3 separate regions of the Homo sapiens genome follow, and regions 1 and 2 are each linked to region 3. Evidence: read pairs that join two places in POLR2A ChIA-PET (ENCODE). Cell type or tissue: GM12878. All regions are shown on one strand.

Region 1 (5,000 bases), 170 kb before region 3:
ATGTTTCTCTCACTCAGAAAACTTTAAAATTTTGGAAAAACAACTCACAGATCTCAATTCTTTAATACAGATATTGAATGCTTAGAAACAACAGTCTAATTTAATTAGCATTGCAAAGTTAGGCTTAAGAAAAAGTATACTTGTCGCAGCTTTTAGTCATGTAATTGGAATTCAATTTTTTTAAAATTAATAAAAATATCTTTTTAAAAATATGACCTTCTTTGTGTTTGGCTCTTACAGGATAAAAGAATTAAGTTACTTAGAATCAAATGACCAGGACTTATTGACTATTACTATGTATTATAAAAACAGTCTTTTGTGGGCTTCCAGGGTATATTTCTTATGGGGTAAAAAGGCCAACCCACTAAATCCTGGCTCAGTTTATCCCAGGCTGGGAGTTCTCCTTTCCCAGGAACTGGATGGGGCCTCATGAGTGGCACTGGCAGTTTCAGTTGGCACCTGAGCAACTTTATGTGTTATCTTTGGTGATGGGGTGTGGGATCTGTTCTTTCTTGCTGGTGCATCCTACTTTGAAACAGTACTGGACTTGCCAGCCCAGATTGATGCTGGCCAATCAGATGTGCCTCTCAGGATTTTCAGGTTAACAAGCCCACGCTCAACTCCACACTATTACATCTTCCAGTCTTTCATGTTTCTGTTGATAGAGATGAAGAGCACCACTCAGGGAACCACACGGAAGCAGCAGGATTTTCACGAGGTGAACAAAAGAAGAACTTTCTTACAGGATAACAGTTGGATAAAGAAACGCCCTGAAGAAGAAAAGTAAGCTGGTGTGGAGCGTGGTGGGTGGACAGAAGGGCAGAGAGAGGCATTATCTGTTTGGGAAGCTAATGCTCATCTGAAAAGTGAATACTTTTCTCCTGAAACACTTTGTTGCATGGTCTAATTTTTGGTGAGACTTAGTAAGCACAAATAGGTTACATATCAGAGTTTCAAGAATATTTCTGCCATTTTAAATATCCACATGCATAAGAGAGTGTGAGTCATTACTGAGAGAGAGCCTGGTTATTACCTAGGATAGATGTTTGTGCTTACTTGGTAAACTGAAAAGAAAACATGACTTTCCAGTTTCCAAAAAGGTAACAGTTAATCCATGATCGGACAATCCTGCTCTGTTGATCATGTCAGCTGAAATAAACAAAAAGAGTGTAATTCCAAATTTAACATATAAAATTTTGGTATGTACAAGAGAAATTTAAAAAATTACCGACTTATTTTAGTTCCATCTACTTCTAAGTACTGGGAAGGTGGGATATATGGTATTACTTTGTAAGTACTTACAACCAACAAAATTTTGTTTGTTTTGAGCATTGCTTCTACTAGCTGAGAGGTTTAAAGATTTGAAAACTATGGCCATAGGCATATAGCCTCATTGGCAATATAGATTTGCAATAGGTATTTGTCCAGCAATAGGTATTTGTCCGATTATATATTATGTTATGTGTATATTATAAATTATGTAGACATTTTATGATTTCTTTGTTATTAAGCTTGGTGTTAGATACTTTACATATAAAGCACCACTAATTTTACAATAAAACACAACGTAGGTGTTATATCTCCTCATTTTACAAAAGAGGGATCTGAGCTCAGAGAAGCTAAGTAACTTGTCTAATGGCACATAGCTATTTAGTGGTAGAGTTGAGATTTTAACATGGCCCATTGTTTTTCCATTACACGAATGTTTCTCAACCAGGGGCAATTTTACCTCCAGCAGACATTTGGCAAGGTTGGGAGACATTTTTGTTGTTAAAATTGAGGAGTGCTTCTGGTATTTAATGCGTAGAGAACAGGGATGCTGGTAAACATCCTATAAATCACGGGACAGCTCCCATACAAAAAATTATCAAACCCAAAGTGTCAATAGTCCTGCAGTTGGGAAATCCTGCATTATAGGATACTTACTCTAAACTATCTACAAACTCTGCAGATATGGTTATTTGAGGGGCATTCTTGTGAATGTTAAATTTAAAATATCTATTAATTTCTGTTATTGAGTATTATTTCAAGGAAATATATGGGTGTTTAGAGATTTAGAGACTCACACTAACTTTTGGAGTTAGCACTATTGGACAACAATCATTTCCTTCCATGAAACAGCATTTATTGCTTCTGTCAAAGCATTTCCAATTTTCTGTAGTGATAGTGTCATGTGACATGTAGACCATACATTTTGGATTGCCAATATTTACACAGACGAGTGACGATAGAATGTATAAGACAAATCACAGTTGGGAGGAATGTTGCTTTTATGCCAGGCATGCTTTCCCAGGAAAACCCAGGGAAGCCAGCTTGGATGGCATAGGAGCTACTGAATGAAGGGAAAATTGGCTTTGATGCTTCCCTGATTCCCCCAGCCCAGTTCTGGGCTGTGTGTTATAATTCCGCCTCAGATAAAAACATGTCTGGTATCTGCTCCTCTTTCAAAAATTTCATTAAGAGATATGGAGGAAGATAGGAAAGTTCTCTCGGGGTCTTTGAGAATGTATATTTGCTGGCATTGTTTCATTTTTACTGTTTATGTTTCTGTTTAATTGTCTACTACAGTTCTTTTATAGCTTCATTAAAAATGGTACCGGAGGCCGGGCGTGGTGGATCACTCCTGTTATCCCAGCACTTTGGGAGGCCGAGGCGAGCAAGTCACTTGGGGTCAGGAGTTTGAGACCAGCCTGGCCAACAGGAAGAAACCCTGTCTCTACTTTAAAAATACAAAAATTAGCCGGGCGTGTTGGCGGGCACCTATAATCCCAGCTACTCAGGAGGCTGAGACAGGAGAATTGCTTGAACCGAGGAGGCAGAGGTTGCAGTGAGCCGAGATATCGCACCACTGCACTCCAGCCTGGGCGACAGAGCAAGACTCTGTCTTACAAAAAAAAAAAAAAAAAAAAAGGTACCAGAGTGTTAAGTAATGTTAGTAGAGCATAACCAGGAAAAATGTGGTATTTCAGGTTTTGTTGGGTTGACATGAAATAGGTTCAGTTACTTTCTGCCTTGGCTCAAATCCAAAGACTTCACTACGTGTTTTGACATTTCCTGAAAGGGCCTGTACTTTCAGTTCCACTGTACAAAGTAAGAATGATATTACTTTGAGATTTTACATATGAAGGTCGATTGTAGGGTTGACCAGTAGGAAAAGCAATGATTTGGAATGAAAATATCTGGGTCCTAGACCCACCTCTGTTACTTGCTAACCTTGTGGTCTTAGGAAAGCCACAAAATCCCCTATCAGTTTTCTCATCTGTGAACTGGATATGACAGTGTCTTCGCTGCCTAATTCATAGGATTATTTTAACAACTAACTAGAGCAAACTGTATTCTCATGGTTCAAAAGTAGGCTAGGTCTCCTGTGAATTATAAATCTCCTTAACCACAAATATTGGTACTGAGTTTCCCACATTTTATGAAGGAGAACTGTCAAGTCCACCAACATACCCAGACGTAATGGGCTTACTTAAACTTAAACACAATTTGTGGAAAGCTTTTGTATTTGACTTCATGCCAAAAAGGACTCTTCTAATACATATAAAGTAAATGGGCTCATATTCCCACAGTCTGATAAAACACAACACAACACAACACAACACAACACAACACAACACTCATTCATTGTTGAATCATGTGGAAACCTCATGGGATAAATGATCATTTGTACTGACAAACTTGTTTCTTTTCTCATGCTCTTTCAAGTGGTGACTGGTTAAAATAGATACATAATTTTGTGTTCTCACAACTGAAGTAAAATGAATTAACCTTGCCAAAAATTGGGAGCTCGCCCGCATGTCTCTCTCATTTAGTGCTTGGTCAACATTGTGGTAACTTTCTATGTGACATACTTTTGTTCTTTCTTTGCAGAGATGAAAATTACGGTAGGGTGGTGCTCAACCGACATAATTCCCATGATGCATTGGACAGGTGGGTGTTTAGACATGTTACATCATGAGCAGAAACACAAAGATGGTAGTTTTCAGAGAAGACTTGTTCAAGACAGCTGAATATTTGCAGCATGCCTTGGGCTTTCCCCGATGTTCTGGGCATGTGAAGGAGAATCTGTGATATCATCAGAGGTTTCCACAAGGAAACTCTGCCTCTCCAGAACCATGACTTGGAGGCAGAACATAACCAACCCTCTGTGCATCCCACTGAGGTGATCCTCCTGACAGGCAGGGAAAGGACTCTCATAGAAACACGATCATATCAGGCCGGGTGCCATGGCTCATACCTGTAATCCCAACACTTTGGGAGGCCAAGTTGGGAGGATCTCTTGAGCCTAGGAGTTAGAGACCAGCCTGGGCAACATGGCCAGACCCTGCCTCTAAAAAAAAAAAAAAAAAAATTAATTAGCTAGGTGTGATGGTGCGCACCTGTCGTCCCAGCTACTCCAGGGGCTGAGGTGGAAGAATTGCCTGACCTTGGGACATTGAGGCTGGAGTGGGCAGTGATGCTCCATTGTACTCCAGCCTGGGTGACGGAAGAAGACCCTGTTTCTCAAACAAACAAACAACAACAGCAACATGACCAGATTACATATCTCTGAACCTTAGGGAAAGGAAGTCTAAAATACAGAAATAACAACTACAGAGTTCACTTGCTTTATGGGACAGTACCTTTCTTTTTGGAAACTCCTGGGCTAGTGGGAAAACATGAACTGATCCTCAGTGGCAAATAGACTGATCAAAGCAAATTAGTAGAAAAATTAAGACAAAACAGTAATCACAATGATACAAATAATCTCAGATTGATAAAAATAGAGAATATTCTTACCACAACACAGTTGTACTCACATCCATACAAACAACCACACCCATCAGAAGAACCTAATTATTTATCAGACACAAATTTTATCTGGTCTAGTAGCTTGTGTCTGTTTGTCATTTAAATGTAATTAGAAAGGGAGTGTGAATGTCTTCTATGGTGTGGATCTTAAAAAGTTAAGCAGACACTTGGGACACGTCTATTTTGGAAACTTTTGTTTATGAATT
Region 2 (5,000 bases), 750 kb before region 3:
TTCTTCTGTACAATATCATTCATTGACCAGATATTTGAAGAAAAGTTATTCTTTGTTTTTTTGAGAGCAGGTACTGTTTATTAACTGACCAGCTTAGAAAAATAATCATGGTAGACACCTTAGTTCATTATTCTAATAAGCTGTTGATCTGGTCCTCCCTGTTGCCAGCATCTCCACCTTCTACAAAATGGGTGGTCTTTTTCTTCTTTCCACCTCATGGAGAAGATAATTTGAAGGACCACAGGAAGTTATTTGCTTCTTCGAAGCATTTTCCAACAGTATAGATCTCATGAATCAGATCTTCCGTGCAGATGATGCCATATTTACCAAGCGTTCGAGCAATCAAAGCGTTATCTGTCAAAGCAATTCGCTTCTTATTGATTTTGCCATAACCCCGCTTGTAGATTAGTTTATTTACTGACTTCAGATTTGGGTACCCCCTGCAATATATGGTTCTACAATCCCCAGCATGTTAATTGAAACCTTGTTAAGCTTCACAAAGTTTCCACTGAAGATTTGACGAAGGCGAAGAAGCTGCAACACCTTTCGGACCTTTGGGCTCACACCACTGATACCTCTGATCCTGATGACAAATGCCAATTTGGGTTCTGCAGGTACATAGAAGTTGCCGGCTTTGCTTGCCATCCTTGCCATTCAAATTTAAGTTCCGTATATCTGTCTATATTCCTTGTGATAGTGCTTCGCTTTTTCATAGATAAGCTTCCTCCTTGCCTTTCGAAGCATCTTTTGGGCAAACTTCTTTCTCAGGCATTTGATCTTCAGCTCTGTGAAATTTCTTCGCTTTTTCTTAAGGGTTTCTGGTACAGCAGGAAACTTTTTCTTCTTCTCTTTGACACTCTCCATGGTTCCAGCGGGAAAAGAGGAACTATTCCTTTATTATTAAAAGATGAAATCTGCAATATCCAGCAAACATTACTTTCCCTACTGGATCTTTAAATTATTAGTCCCATGTTCCTCTGATAAAAATTCACTAAGCCTTTATGTCCTGGGTGCTGAATAAACCCTGCATTTACTTTCAAGAAGAAACCTACCTTTCTTAACCTGGAGGTAGATTGCTGCTCATAAGTGACAGATGGAGTACTGTAAATCCCCGAGGGTGATTCTAGCTCTTGACCCAGTAGGATATTTACTGTCAACGATGCCTAGATTTAGAAAGAGGATGTAAACGTGGTGTGACACCAGACAGGGCAAAGAGCAACTGCTTGTGGAAAACACACATGCATCCGTCATCACTGCAGATGAGGAGGAAAAGGAGGACAAGGAGTGAATTTGAAAAGCAGGATAACTTAGTGTAGGTCTGAGTGCCCAAGATCAAACCTGACTCCACCCTCACTGCCTTATGTGATCCCGAGAAATTACTCAAAATATCTGTACCAACGTTTCCTCAGGCTGAAAGTAGGAAGTAGCACCTTTTTCATAGAGTTGTTGGAAAGATTAAAAATAGTAAATGTCATCTCTGTCAAAACCTTGATACTAGTGTATTTCTGTTCACTGAATGGTTTGTACCCCTTTAGTTTCCTTGATATACGTTGATTAAAAAAAAAAAAAATTTGACTGGGCCCGGTGGCTCACGCCTGTAATCCCAGCACTTTGGGAGGTAGAGGCAGGCAGATCACCTGAGGCCAGGAGTTTCAGACCAGCCTGGCTAATGTGGCGAAACCCCGTCTCTACTAAAACTACAAAAATTATGTGGGCCTGGTGGCACATGCCTGTAATCCCAGCTACTCGGGAAGCTGAGGCAGGGAGGCAGAGGTTGCAGTGAGCCGAGATTGCATCACTACACTCCAGCCTGGCCTACAGAGCAAGACTCTGTCTCAAAAAAAGAAAAAAAAAATCAACAAAATTGATTAAAATGTCTAATTGGCTTTTATTAGTGACTCATAAAACAGGCAGTTGCTAATCAAAATAGAGGGAGCTTCAATGAGCCTGGCAGACCAGTTGGTTTTCCTAAGGTAGCTTGAACAGAAATAGGGAAACAGGAATACAAAAAGTGAATTGGTTAACATCAGTTTACTTCAGGTTACTTTACTTATAAAGGGTTAAAGCAGAGAGGACTTCCTTAACATGCTGACTTAGGCTGACTGGGCCCTTTCTGATTGCTTGCTGTGAATCTCTTGTTTTTACGAAAAGCCAGTCTATTTTGGGAATTTTCCCGTTTACGTTTCAGTTTGATTACAGTTCGATTACTTAGCACGAGCGACCCCATTTTGGTTCAATCTGTTGCGACCTAATGCAGGGGCTCAGTTCAAAACCATGGCCTCTCATACATTTTATTTAACAACACAAAGAAAAGAGTTTTTGTTCTGAAGCCAATTTTCTTGCGGCTATTGATAAATCGATCATAACAGAACTAAAAAATATATTCAATAAACAAGTACAAGATTAAAGAATTGTCTAAACAATGTAATGTAATAAGCAAAATAAATCCAAATCACTTGATTTAGGATTAGGGTAAGGTGTTCCTTATGGCTCCACAGTTTGTTTTTAAGTATTACCTATTAAGTAGATGTCTCACTCTAATCTCTGCCTTCAGTGAATATTATAAATTTTAATTTTATTAAATTCACACTTAAATGATGCTTTTAAAATTATCTTTGGGTCGGGCACAGTGGCTCACGACTATAATTCCAACACTGTGGGAGGCTGAGGCAAGAGGATTACTTGAGCCCAGGAGCATGGGCAACAAAGTGAGACTCTGACTCTACCAAAAACATTTTATTTAATTAGCCAGGCATGGTAGCACAGGCCTGTAGTCCCAGCTACTCAGGAAGTGAGGTGGGAGGATCGCTTGAGCCTGAGAGGTCAAGGCTGCAGTGAGTCATGATCATGCCACTGCACTCTAACCTGGACAACAGAGCGAGACCCTGTCTCAAAATAAAAATGAAAATAAAATTATCTTTGAACTAAAATAAATGATGCTTTAGGCAAGTGAAATTGTCGAAACTCTGAAAATAGGATGTACGTATAGTTGATGTATTTGTTTAGCCCAGTTTATCATGTAAACAACAGGTTAGTATACCCAAGTTTCAGAAACACTTTGGGGGTTCATTAATTTTTGGTTACCTTTAAGATTTTCTTAACCTCTTACATGAATATTTGTGTCAGGGCCAGGCTCTGTGGCTCATGCCTTTAATTCCAGCACTTTGGGAGGCCAAAGCAGGAGGATCGCTTGAGCCCAGGAATTCGAGACCAGCTTGGGAACGTAGTGAGACTCCTTATCACTACAAAAAATTTAAAATTATTTGGGCATGTTGGTACATTCCTGTAGTCCAGCTACTATAGGGGCTGAGAGATGGGAGGATCACTTGAGCTAGGAGGCTATGGCTGCAGTGACTGTGATTGCACTACTGCACTCCAGCCTGGGTGGCAAAGTGAGACCCTGTCTCAAAAAGAAAAAAAGGAGTAGGAAATTAGTGTGTCTAGGGCCGGAGCTCTTAGGCAAACTGGTGAAGCCCCTTCTCAGAATAATGCTTTTAACGCCTAAAATAAAAAATGAGATTGTAAATGAGAAACTAAAAATTAGCTTGGACTTTAATCTGCCCTCGTATTCATTAGCCTGGACTGATAAAACCAGCCTCAAAATTACCAGAAAACAGTACTTCTCTCAAACCACAGTAAATCATAAAGTGTCATAACAACCTCCTTTCTTTTCTACTTAATTTTTTTTTTTTTGCCAAGTCCTTTATGGAAGTTGTTGTGCGTGTCTCTGTTGTCTTTGTGGAAGGCCAGAGCCACACGGTCCTAAGAGCTGGGAACCAGGAAGCATAGGCTGATCTGAAGAAGACACTTCAATCATGGGTGATATTAAAAATTTTCTGTATGCCTGGTGAGGCAAAAGGAAGATGACTCCATCCTATGAAATTAGAGCATTGGGGAACAAAAGTAGGCAGAAATTCTTGTGTGAGGTTCAGGTGGAAGGGTATAATTACAGTGGCATAGGAAATTCCACCAATAAAAAAGATGCACAGAGCAATGCTGCCAGAGACTTTGTTAACTATTTGGTTCAAATAAATGAAGAGTGAAGAAGTTCCAGCTTTTTGGGGTTGCATCTCTGCCCCCACTTACTGATATTCCTGACACTACAGCAAATGCTGAAGGAGGTTTACCAACAACCATGGGAGGTCCTCTTCCGCCACATCTGGCTCTCAAAGCTGAAAATAATTCTGAGGTAGGGGCCTCTGGCTATGGTGTTCCTGGGACCAAGGAGCCAACTTGAAGGATTACTACTCAAGAAAGGAAGAACAAGAAGTGCAAGCGACTCTAGAGTCAGAAGAAGTGGATTTAAATGCTGGGCTTCATGGAAACTGGACCTTGGAAAATGCTAAAACTCATCTAAACCAATATTTTCAGAAAGAAAAAATCCAAGGAGAATATAAGTACACCCAAGTGGGTCCTGATCACAACAGGAGCTTTACTGCAGAAATAACCATTTACATCAAGCAGCTGGGCAGAAGGATTTCTGCACATGAACATGGATCAAATAAGAAATTGGCAGCACAGTCCTGTGCCCTGTCACTAGTCAGACAACTCTACCATCTTGGAGTGGTTGAAGCTTACTTCAGACTTACAAAGAAGGAAGGAGAGAGAGTGGAACCTTACAAAGTAAACCTCTCTCAAGATTTAGAGCATCAGCCACAAAACATCATTTGAGAGCTAAATTTTGAGATTATGCCCCCGCCTGAAGATCCTTCTATGCCAGTTGCACTCAACATTGGCAAATTGGCTCACTTTGAACCATCTCAGTGACAAAACCAAGTGGGTATAGTTCCTCGGTCACCTCCACAATCCAGATGGAATCCTTGGACTACTAGCGACATTGCTGAGGGACCTCTGGCTTTTGCTTCTCCAGAGCAAATAAGCTTGGACCTCAAGAATGAATTGGTGTACCAGTTGGAACAGGATCATGATTTGCCAGCAATCTTGCAGGAGCGAGAGTTACTGCCTGTGAAGAAATTTGAAAGTGAGATTCTGGAAGCAAT
Region 3 (5,000 bases):
TATTCCATTTCTAACTCGCCCATCTTTCTAACCCCCCTCTACCCCTTTAGAATAAAAATAACAAAACTGCATAGAACTTTCATGGGTAGGATTAGCTCACTTGATATCCTAAATTGAAATAAGGCTAATCTAGGGTCTTTGGTAAATTCACGCATGAGGCTGGGATGTTAAATAACCAAATAATGATCAAAGGCTTATCTAAGTAATTTGAAACGCCCAAAATGTGGCTCAGTTAATTTGGGGCCAGTTAATAAAAGCTTATCTTGGCTTAAGGTACTTGAATGTCTATAACTATTGAATCAGGACAGGTCACATTTGAGCAGAGTAGGTGTACTTTTCACAAATAGTGGAGGCCTACACAATTATATCCTTGGCTCATGTTTCGCTATGACCATCTGTCATTTCCTCTGGGATTAGATACTAAGGAAATGTGAATAGAAATTACCCCATTCATTGAGTTTTTCTTTTATCTTCATATGGTACCAGTTCCCAATCTTATTTTAGTTGTTATAAAGGAGTGTTAATGTCCAAATTTAGCTGATGAAGAAGAAAGTTGTAGACTAATCCACAGTTCTGCGAGTGACCCTTTCTTTTGTTAAAATCCACACAGATTGAACTGAGACATTAAGCTTATCAAATGTCTGTCTTCTGGAACCTGTCCAGTCTCTCCTTGCTTGGCCCAAGATGTTATCTCCACTAGCTCATATTTCTAGTCTCGAGATGCTCTGTCAAACTTGGAACACAAAATTAAAACTTAGTCTGTGAGGTTCATTTTGGGTAAGCTTTGTAAAGAATTTCTTTTCTCACTGGAAAAACAATCTGGAATCATATTGGAATTTTTGTGCAGAGACAGGGTCTCCTGATACATGCTATCATTCCTGTGTGCTGAAAATGGAAAATGCATTGTCATAGCTGTGGGATTTCATCACATCTTTATGTTGCTTTGCTCTTATGTTCAGAATAGCCCCAGTGCATTTACTTCAGTATTGGCAATGATTTAGTACAGTAACAGATAATAAGGGATTGTGCTTCTATGAAATTTGCAGTTTCAGTCCATTATACCCTACAACCTGATATGTGTTTGCCAAATTTCCTTAAGTAATCCTTTTTTCTTTTGCTAATTTGTACTTGTGTTTCCATGTGTTTTTTTTTCCTTTGGTTTCACTTTGCATTTCTACCATGATTCGAAAAGTGTTTTTCAAAATAAACAATAATGGTTGTTCTGGTGAATTTATTATTGACATGCTATTTTGTTACCTATCTCCACCAAGGAAAAAATAAAACAATAGAGATTCTCCCAAAGTAGTTGTCTACTGCTTTCATACTACTGTGACGGTTGATTAAATTTGACTCTATCATAGTGAAATTCTTTTTTTTTTTTTGGTAGGTGTTGGTACCTGTTTCTTGGGACCTCTACAGAATAGTCAGGTTTAAAGCAAGACTTTCTAGACTCTCTTTTCTGAAACACTGGGGCTTGATCAGATGATTACAATACATGAAATGTGTTGAGTACTTATTAGGTACAGTCAGTGCTAAATACAGGGTGCAGTGGCAAGCAAGATGAGCTCAGTGCCTGGCCTTGGGAACATGCATTCTGATGCAAAAAACAGATGACAAGATAGCAGTTCTTTGTTCTTCCTGTCCCATAAAAGAAGCATAATGATGCGAATGGCAGCCTGACCCAGGGGTATGATCAGAAAATGATTTCCCAAAGACGTGAGGCATCAGCTGGGACCGGAGAGTCAGTGGGAGTTAAGCCAGTAACTCTGTGTGTGTGTGTGTGTGTCCGTGTGTCCATCTGTTCGTCCATCCAACGGGAGGAGGAGGTGAGGAAGAGTGTCCCAGGCCTTTTCTGTCACTAGGATAAGCCATAACTCAAAGAAGAGTCTTTCAGTCTCAGAGACATTGGAGAGGAAGGATAGCAATAGCATGTGGAAAGGCCCTGCAGTGGGACATAATGTGAGGAAACGGCAGGCTGTTGTGGTTGGGGTGTAATGGAGGGAAATGACTCTAAATGAAACTAGAAACTAGACATGTGTGCAGCGTCTTCAGGGCAGTTAAAGATTCTGGATTTTATCTTAAAATGGTTGAAAAACCTTTGAATAATTTTTAGTAAAGGAGTGATGTAACTGAACAGCTAAGCTACAGGATATTACCTGAATTGTCTTAGAAGGCAGAGCCTTTTTTGGAAATCTGGTGAACTGTGGAGAGTGAAATGGTGGTTTTAGAAATTCTTTGGAACATGGGTAAGGTTAGGCTTTAGCAATTTTTAAGGGAGAGTCTTAGATAAACTTGGGAATGTTTTCTTCTTTTTCATTAATATCCCAAATTTCTTATGTGACTAATGTGAGAAATGGTAGATGAAAATGTGGCCAAGTTCTCGTGACACTTAATTTACTTCGGAAACATAAGGGTTTGATTTGTTGATGTTCTCAATTATTTATAATATTTGGGAGCTTTAAACTTCTATATAGTAATAAGTTTAATATATTTGAGTTTTGGAGCTCTTGTCAATTTGTGAGTTTAATTTTTTTCTACTGTCATAGTTGTAAGGTTGTATTTCAAGAAACAGTGTATTTAAATTTACTAGGCTTTTGAAATGCAGATTTGCTGTCATCGGGTGTGTCCTGTACTTGTGTATATGTATTTGCATATGCATGCTCAGTCTGGTCTTCCATTTTTATAGCATTTTCAGATAAATGAAGTTGGATCAGTAAAAGGATACCTGCTGGGAAAACAAGCAATTAAATCATAAGTTTTTTGGTCATTTTTAATTTCTTAGACATATTGAAGGAAGAATGGACAGGGCTAAGAACCAAGCTGCTTCTCTGAAAGTTGGCCAAAGGAATCTACCAAAATGGGATGGAAAATATGAGAGAAGTGAGGGGACAAAAGAAGACAGACCCAGAACCTCTCATGTTTTAACAGGAGTTCTAGAAGCAGGAACGTACTGAACAAAGGAAATAATCAGTAAATAATAGAAGAAAATTTCTTTGACAGATCCTCAGGATGAACTAAGATAGATGAAAAAAAGCCATGCACCTAGATCTCCTGGTTATTGAATTTCAGATTTTCCAGAATTAAAGATAAACTATTCCTTCATTTGAACATTATTGGGAGTTTATCTATAGTATAACAAATTTCAGACATTTTATAAGTAATATTGGATGCTAGATAAAAAATTAATATTGTCTTTAAAGTTTTAAGGAAGAAAGTTATTTTCAAACTATAATCCTGTACCGAAGCAAATAAGTGTAGGAGCAAAAGAAACTTTTGCTTATGCAAAGTCTGGATTTTATCTTAAAATGGTTGAAAGTTTTACCCTTTGTGCACCCTATTTTAACAGTGGGAAACGTACAAGGAAAAAAGATCACATGAGATCTAGAAAACAGTAGCCTCGGAGATGACCTAGGAGAAGCTGAGAAAGATGAAGATGAAATAAGACAGTGATTGACTCTCAGGCTTGTGATGTTCTTCACCTGGTAGTTGTGTTCTAGAGCAGAAAAATTACTTTCTTTACCTTGGTCCTGTCGTATCTAGTGATCACCTTATAGCTATCCCAATCACAGCTATAAAACAGAATGAAAATCCAGTAAACCTTGACAGTGTAAAAATAGAACTGTCAAATCTGGAGATGGATACGGAGAAGGTGCATATATACTAAATAACCTTTCATGGTGGGAAATCAGATACCAACAAGGCGATGATTGGATTTTCTATTGTCTATTTAAAGTTATATACTAATTATGTAATTGTATTGAAATTATGAAAAACAAAGTGGAAAGTGGGCCTGGGTGGGGAAGGAAAAGAGACTCCTGTTTTAGGCCTTTAATGTATATTTTAGTGTTGTTTTGTGTGCAGGTATTTTAATAAAATCATGAATGGGTTAGTTTTAGGGCCAAAGATAGTTTTCCCTTGGTCAGAACTCTGAATTTGTATATTTACTTTCTATCGTCTCTTAAGATTAGTGGGTCAGAGGCCTTTTCTGTTACTGGGATAAGCCATAACTCAAAGAAGAGTCTTTTAGTATCAGAGACACTGGGGAGGAAGGATTATACAAATTCTCTTCTCATCACTCTTCCATTCAATAACTGACAGTGCTTTCTAAAAGCTTGGATTTGCCACCACACTTTACCCAGTCATAGGCGTGAAGACTCTTAGTAAAAATCTAGTCTGTCCTTTCAGAGGGAGGGCCCTCTGTTTTCAGCATGAGATTATTTAGCCTATTTCTTCATGTAATTAGATTCTGTAACATATTGCTTACCTTACCTCATGATTTCAGTGTAGAACCTGTAAGTTATTCTAGCTGGTTGTCAGCTTGCATTGTGGCTGTAGTCTAAATTGGAAGCAGCCGTCTGTAATCTGTTTGACAACATCTCATCGTTGCCAAATTATTAGATCAGTCTTCTTCTTTGTTCTTTTAAGATTAAATTATTAAGTTTGATTTAAACTATAGCAGACACACAGACCTAAAGGGAAAATGGCTTCTATAAAAGGGAATTTTTAAACATGCCTTTGAAGTGTAATTACTACTACATTTTTTTTTTTTAAATCTCCACTATTAATTGCAGATGGGAAGTCAGAAGATGACTTGTGAAGTTGTAGCAGTCACTCTGGTCCTGGATAATACTGGATTTGATCTGGTGTGCTTAAAGCTGTTGTCTTATCTTCAGTTTTGACCAATGATTAAGTGGAAACAAGTTGATAGTCAAGATAACTTCCCCTTTCTGACCTTTATGTTTCAGCTCTACTTTGAGACTGTTGTCCTGGTTAAAGAAGTCCCGCAGAAGGATCCGATAATAGTCATGAGGGAAGAGCATTAGATGTGTGATCGTGCAGTGGGTTAAGATCTGAGAAGTAGATAAGGTCTAATCCTTTAATTATGATTAGATGCCTTATCCATTAAGATTATGTTTCCTATTAAAACCTAAGAAACACTTGACCTTTTAAACTTAGTGTCAAGAATAATTATAAAACTCTGATTTCCGTGGAATAAATGT

Evidence for each region. Peaks named below come from ENCODE experiments on the same cell type or tissue, not always from the same donor. Only the 100,000 strongest peaks of a DNase experiment are listed, where the experiment ranks them.
Region 1: POLR2A ChIA-PET joins it to region 3 with 8 read pairs; 1 of 35 experiments calls an interaction of 5 or more read pairs at or near these places.
Region 2: POLR2A ChIA-PET joins it to region 3 with 5 read pairs; 2 of 35 experiments call an interaction of 5 or more read pairs at or near these places.

What each region holds. Positions count from the first base shown.
Region 1 is chr13:77,555,931-77,560,930 of GRCh38, forward strand. SCEL (sciellin) reads left to right here. Exons shown (of 33, transcript NM_144777.3): 3 at 666-783; 4 at 3,874-3,933. Among named protein-coding and RNA genes, the nearest start is that of SCEL, 23 kb to the left of the region's middle. In GM12878, no CTCF peak of the experiment used is centred here; a DNase peak (open chromatin) is centred at 3,011.
Region 2 is chr13:76,981,053-76,986,052 of GRCh38, forward strand. It overlaps the pseudogene RPL7P44 and the pseudogene DHX9P1. Among named protein-coding and RNA genes, the nearest start is that of CLN5, 8.5 kb to the right of the region's middle. In GM12878, no CTCF peak of the experiment used is centred here; no DNase peak of the experiment used is centred here.
Region 3 is chr13:77,728,135-77,733,134 of GRCh38, forward strand. All of the region lies in intron 2 of SLAIN1 (SLAIN motif family member 1), which reads left to right. Among named protein-coding and RNA genes, the nearest start is that of MIR3665, 33 kb to the left of the region's middle. In GM12878, no CTCF peak of the experiment used is centred here; a DNase peak (open chromatin) is centred at 1,977; H3K4me3 peaks cover 647 bases; H3K27ac peaks cover 1,460 bases.